2 separate regions of the Mus musculus genome follow, and region 1 is linked to region 2. The links are chromatin contacts, found by Hi-C or POLR2A ChIA-PET in ENCODE. All regions are on one chromosome and are shown on one strand. The core of a region is the stretch at or near the end of the contact, and the rest is flanking DNA. Distances in the headings are between cores, read along the strand shown.

Evidence for each region. Hi-C counts contacts between places; a loop is a spot of excess contacts on that map. ChIA-PET counts read pairs that join two places held with the same protein, here RNA polymerase II (POLR2A).
Region 1: a loop to region 2 is called in a map of left cerebral cortex, with 4 times the contacts of the local background. The contact joins the promoter of Lrch1 here to the enhancer-like site in region 2. A Hi-C loop is called at or near these places in 6 of 37 maps with a recorded cell type or tissue (Patski, adrenal gland and left cerebral cortex). POLR2A ChIA-PET finds 5 or more read pairs at or near these places in 3 of 5 experiments (Patski and embryonic stem cell).

What each region holds. Positions count from the first base shown.
Region 1 is chr14:74,946,260-74,949,550 of GRCm38, reverse strand. It overlaps Lrch1 (leucine-rich repeats and calponin homology (CH) domain containing 1), which reads left to right and starts at 1,674. Exons shown (of 19, transcript NM_001252132.1): 1 at 1,674-2,167. The coding sequence starts at 1,891.
Region 2 is chr14:74,883,168-74,886,078 of GRCm38, reverse strand. All of the region lies in intron 1 of Lrch1 (leucine-rich repeats and calponin homology (CH) domain containing 1), which reads left to right. Among named protein-coding and RNA genes, the nearest start is that of Gm10847, 38 kb to the left of the region's middle. Within about 2 kb of position 1,556, at least 2 of the 3 ENCODE cell types and tissues checked have a DNase peak (open chromatin) inside an H3K27ac peak, as active enhancers do.

The sequences.
Region 1 (3,291 bases), core at 425-2,924, 63 kb before region 2:
CACGTAACTCAAAGGAGCAGAAGATTCAGGAATGAATCAGTGCAGCTGCACCTAAGGCTACCTCACTAGGTACCCAAAGCACACACCAGAGAAAAGAAGGTCTCTGGCACATCGCGCTGGGAAAGCTAGATTCTGCATGTGGAAGAATTAAACTGGATCTCTGTATCTTGCCCTGCCCAAAGATCAATTCAAAATGGATCAAAGCACTTAATATAACACTCAAAAACCTTAAATGGTCAAAGGAAAACAGGAAAAAACCCTCCATGATGCAGGAATTGGGAAGGATTCTCTGAAAAGAGCCCTAAGCTCACAGGAAATGATTACAAAAACTGTCAAGCAAGATTGAATGAAATGAAAATGCTTCTACACCACAAAGGAAGCAACAGATCGAAGAGACCGCCTACAGAACAGGGTGAAAACAAAACTAAGCTTAAGGCACAGTTTATGAAATCATAGAGACTTGAAGGAAGTGGAGCCAGAGAGGAGGAAGGTGGTGGGGGGTGAGGGCGGCACACCACTAGGTGGCGCCTGTTTCTTCCGGAATAAGTAGGATTTGCTCTCAGCCTGGAATCTCAGGAATTAAGGGGTAGCCCTGTAGCGAAGTCCATGCAAGTGACATAGATCATGTCATACTTAGTGCTGAGCCCAAGAAGTCATTAGGTCCACGCGGCTGCCTAGACTATCACAGATCTGCATTACTGTAGTATGTATGATAAAGTTGTATCATGTCCATACTTCACTCCAGCCTCATTTCTCCAAGCCGAGTCACTCCATAGAGACTATCAAGCTTTGGGTCCCAGGCTGTTAAGGTGTGGGAAGGGAATGGAGGCTTTATCAGTCTTCCAGCTGGGTGGCTTTAGGTGACACAGGTCCTCTGGCTCTTCCATGGGGTGCAAGGCCTGGCTCAGGCGCCCACTGTAGGTCAACCCATGGCAGAAGATTTGTTTGCAATCAGACAGTTCAGTTCCCATGCCTCACATGAATAAGAAGGTGGCGCACCCGGAACATTTCATAGTACCTAGGCTTAGGTTTAAGATATGACCTTTGTGATCACTAGGTCTTTGGCGTTCTAACGCTTGGAGTAATAATTTGGGTATTTTATCATAAAAATTACCCTTTCTCAAAGCCCTTCCTCTATAGATTTGTCTATTTGCCCTGAAGTCTTTCTTGTTCCTGTGGTCTGTAGTGAAGGTGCAAAATTTTGGTGACTGTGGGCTGCGTGTTCGAATTCTGCAGGGGTGATCGCGGCTCGCTTTAACTTCCTCTCGCTGAAGGAAGCAATTTTTCCACTCACAGATTTCCTGGATTTAGTGAGAGATTTTGTATGGTAAGCACCTAAATGCCAGGGGGCGTCCGTGAGGGTAAACCCACAGTGGAAAAACTGCTTTTGGGGGCAACTCTGGATCAATCAACCAGAACCACTCTCCTCCCTGTGACCTTGTATTCCAAATCTTGTCTCCCGCCTCGCCTGGGTTTTCATAAACGGCTTAAAAAAAATCCCAGAAGACAAAAACGAAACCGACAAAATACCCTGGCCCGCAGATGTGTAAACTACAAGGGGTCGGGCTGGAGAGAAAGTCACCCAGAATGTGCATCCAGTTCCAGCCAGCTTCGGGGGTGGAGCGCCAACAAGCTGCGGAGGAGGAGCGGCGGGCGGGGGCGCGAGCACGAGCAGACACAGGCGCGCCACCGCTGCCGTCGCTGCCGCCGCCGCAGCCCTTGGCTCCCCCGGCTGGAAACCTTGGCGATCGAACTGCTGCCTCCACCTCTGCGCCGCTTGCCGCCCCTCCCGCAGTCCCGCGGCTTTCGAGGGAGCGCTGCGGGGACTCGGGACCGCCGGGGAAACCTGTGACCCCGCGCAGGAGCGGCGGGGCGGGGGACCGGGAGAAGATGGCGACGCCGGGAAGCGAACCCCAAGCTTTCGCGCCCGCTCTCTCGGTAACCGCCCTGCACCCGCATCTCCACCAGCACCACCAACACCACCAACACCACCAGCACCACGGAGGCACCGGCGGCACCGGCTTCAACCTGCCCTTGAACCGTGGTTTGGAGCGCGCGCTGGAGGAGGCGGCCAACTCTGGGGGCTTGAACCTGAGCGCCAGGAAGCTGAAGGAGTTTCCCAGGACTACGGCCCCGGGACATGACCTCTCGGACACGGTTCGGGCAGGTGAGACAAGGCCGGGGCTGGCCACGCGTGTGCGAGCCGGGCTGTCGCTCCTTCCCGCCGGGCCCGAATGTGTTACTAGATTGGCTCGGCAGGAGCGGGTTCTGCAACGAGCACGGTGGTTGTAGCGGGCACGGTGGTCCTCCTGGCCCCGGCGACCTGCGACCGTGGTGCAGGAGCGCAGGGATGCGCCTAGGAGCTGTTCCTGGCGCGCGGGAAGTGGGGGCATCTCGGGCGACCGCGAGCAAGTCCAGAACACGAACCAAGTCGTGGACCTCTACATGGAAGCATTCTGCGTCCTGGTGGGTGGGGAAGGCCAGACAAAGGTGGCCGGCCGTCGGCTAGCCCTGTCCTCTCCGCGTAGTGTCGGGGCCCCGGCCTCCGCGCCGCGCGACCGTGGCTTGCTGCAGCCAGAGAGGCGGTGCCAACCTTGGTTCTGCGCCTGTGCGAGCAGAGGCTGGTGTCTGGCTCTCCGCCCACACATTTTGGTTCCCTCCACCGGGGCTCCCCGGTTCTCACTAACCCCGGTCTTTGCGGGGGCCCTGGAGGGGAAGCGTGGCATAGTAAATGAAAAGTAATTAAAGTGAGCCTGTTTGCCAGTGTGAGCCCGGCAAGTTGTAACCCGCGCCACAGAGCAGCCTGCTTCTTCAAGTTGTGTCATGTGTTGACATATTTTGGAGATGTCTGCTTTCCCTTTAGTAGTCGGAGTTGTGGGAGTGGACCCATAAACAGGAAGGAGGGTGGTGGAAGAGGGTTGGGGCCTTGGGAATCCGTGCAGATCTGACTTAAGTTTCCGACCATATCCTGTTCTGTTCTTTGCGGGACGATTTGTACCCCAGCGAGCGCCTAGCGTTTCCCAGGGCAGTGGGTGCCCCACTTTTGTGCCATTGCCTAGACCTCACGACTGTCGTTGTCTCTTCCGACTTGCATCAGGTCTCTTAGGCTTCTGAATGGCTTGGCTTTCAGATGGGGTCCTTCAGCTACTTATAAAGGAAGACTAGGGGGCGGGGCAGGGGAGCCAGCTGTGGCTTTCGGAGGCTAGGTTTCTGGTTAATTCCATAAACATTTAATCAGGAGACCAATTGAAAATTTAGATGGAGTTCTGAGTCCATTGGAGGCTAGAAGCA
Region 2 (2,911 bases), core at 307-2,806:
TGGAGGTAAGGTGTAATGGGGGAGTGGAGCTGTACCTGATTCTTGGCTGTTGCCCTAACTAGATCTCTCAGAAAAAAAAGAATTAAGTCAGACTCTTATTGTATTTGAATAAATTTGATATTTTAACACCCTCGATATTATAAAGTTTTATAAAGCCAGCATGTCAAGAAAATGTAAAGCCACCAGTTACCTTGTGGTTTTGTGGTCAGTATTTGTGGACACTGCCTTGCGATAAAGTGGAACAGTCCTCAGGTGGGTGAGCTTGCCCTGAACAGCTTCCACTGTCGATCCTGAAGGCTTCTTTCTGTCTTCTCTAGTTTGTGTTCTCAAGTGCTCAAGGGGTTTATTTGATGAATAGGTTTATTATTGCCTGTGCTGCAGACATAAGACTCTAAACCCTATCAAACCGCATTCTTCTTCTCTCTGTGATAGGGTGCTTGCATAAGCTGGTGTATAAAGCAGTCCTAAGGAGCTGAGTTAAATGGAACATGCTACGTTGCTGAAGGAGCCCAGGGATAAAATGTGCGAGATGCGCAACTTTCATAGAGCAGCTGGAATGGTAGCGTAGTTGGTAAAATGCTTGCCATACTTACCCGATGTTAGTTCAAGAGAGTGCTGGGATTATTAGAATGTTACACATACTTACCCATGATTTATATAACGCGCGCGCACGCACACGCACACTCACACACACACACACACACACACACACTCTACACCTTTCAAAAACAGCAACCATGTTAAGCGTTTAGCAGGCTTAACTCGTGCCTTCTCTGTTGATGGGATTCCTGTGTTGATGGGATTCCTTCGGCCAGCCATCCGCCTGGTTGAGACCGTTAAGCAACACTGAAGACCTACCTAGGGCACAGAGCTAACCTGCCACATCTTGACTGCTGAGTGGATTTGCTTCCCTTCAGCCTGGGTGGGTATGATTTGCATCTTTGCTAACAGACAAGTGTCTGCATGAGGCTCACTGGCAGAGGCTCATTAAAAAGCAGTGTGAATCCTGACCTTGCCTCTGGCAACAGGTACGGGCTTGTGGAACCCTTGTAAGTGGATTGGATTCCAGTATCTGTTGAGCTTCTTCACTGTACTACTGACATGAAAGTGTGGCTCTAGAATATTCAGGACAAACGACACTCGCATAACCCCCAAAGGAACTGTTCAGGGGTCAAAGGACCTGAAAGATGAAAAATTTCAGTATATGTGTTGTTGTTGTTGTTTTGTTTTTTGTTGTTGTTGTTTTTTTTTTTTATTCTATCGTATCTGTTGAAATCATTTCATACTAAGAATAAGCTAAGGATATAAATTAGTTTCTAATTTGAACAACTTGCCCTCCCCTAGGGTTTTCTAGCAGGGTGCAGGGACACAGGGCCTGCCTATTGAGAAGGTTTTACACTCGCTGTTTCTTTAGGAAGTTTGTCCTCGGTAATTTCCCTGAACTGGCTTTGTTGTGCAGGAGCTGCTCAGTGAAAGCTGAAGCCTTTTGGGAAAACAGTATTTGCAAGGGGCCAGGCTGCCCGGTATAATAGCCGATCCCTCTGGCGCGTGGCCCAGAGTAAGCCGAGGTTGAAGCTTTTAGTGTGGTTTAAAGATGCTGGCCTGTCATTGGCCTCCACTGTAATTGGGCGAGTGGTTTCGGACTGGGCCAGCGTTCTGCTTCTCCTGGGAGCAGCTGCTAGGAGGCTACAGAGTCCCTGTGAGCTAGGGACTCATCATCTGGTATGTTTAATGCAATCTGGTTTTATCTTGGGAGCAGTTTCTGATTAATGGTGGTAATTGCCAGGGACCGGCCCAGGTTTTTTTGTGCAAGATAAGATATAGTGCTCGGGTGATTAGCATGTGAAGGCTGGGTAGGGGCTCTCAGAAGTGCCGTGGTACTGCAGGAGACAGGTATGGAAGGAGAGTGAGGGAGACAAGACAAGCTGTAAGGATGGGGAGATCCACAAATGTGATTGGCTTAAGAGCCTTTTAAAATCAGTTCATGGGCTGGAGAGAAGGTCTTGAGTTCAAATCCCAGCAGCCACATGGTGGCTCACAACCATCTGTCATGAGATCTGACACCCTCTTCTGGTGTGTCTAAAGATAGCTACAGTGTACTTACATATAATAATAAAATTAGTTTATAAATGCTTACTACATTTATTTATTGTAGTGCGTTTGTGTGTGTTCACCATGCATATGGAGGATCAATTTCAGAAGTCCGTCTTTCTCTACCATGTGAGACCTGGGAATTGAACTTAGGTTCTCAGGCTTGGCAGCAAGCACCTTTACCTACTGAGCTATCTCACAGGCCCTAATTTAAGAGTCTTAAACCACCTATAAAGTGTGAGCTTCCCAGCACCAGTGAAACAAAGTATGGTTAGTTAGATTTTTGAAAAACACCTACTCATCCTCATCAGGTTTGGTGTGTGTGTGTGTGTGTGTGGGTGTGTGTGTGTGTGTGTGTGGGTGTGTGTTTGCTTGCTTTTCATTGAAGTCAACCTTTTCCTTGAGGGATGTGTTTAAGCATGTCACCTTTTATCACTGACTATGGATGGATGGGTCATGCTTTCCAAGGCTGCTGCCCCACCCACTTCTCTTAACTCACCGTGAGTTATGCAGCTCTGCCTCTGTTCCTCACTTTCAACAATTTTGCCTGCCAGGCTAAGTTGCTGAAAGACAGACAGAACAGAACACGCTGCCGTGCAGTCACCTTCCTTCATTTTGTCGCCTGGAGTGTGACGTGGATGGCGTGGGCTGGAGGCTGGAGGGATGAAAGCGTTTCCTGCAGCATGAAGGGAACTGGCTGGGATCCGATTCACTTAGCTTTACAGTGAGAGTTTTTTGCTAGTGCCCTGTTCTCTTCCATTTATTTCCTAGCGAATACGTACGCCTCCACCTTCGGTGGAATGCTAGTAGTTTGAGTTGG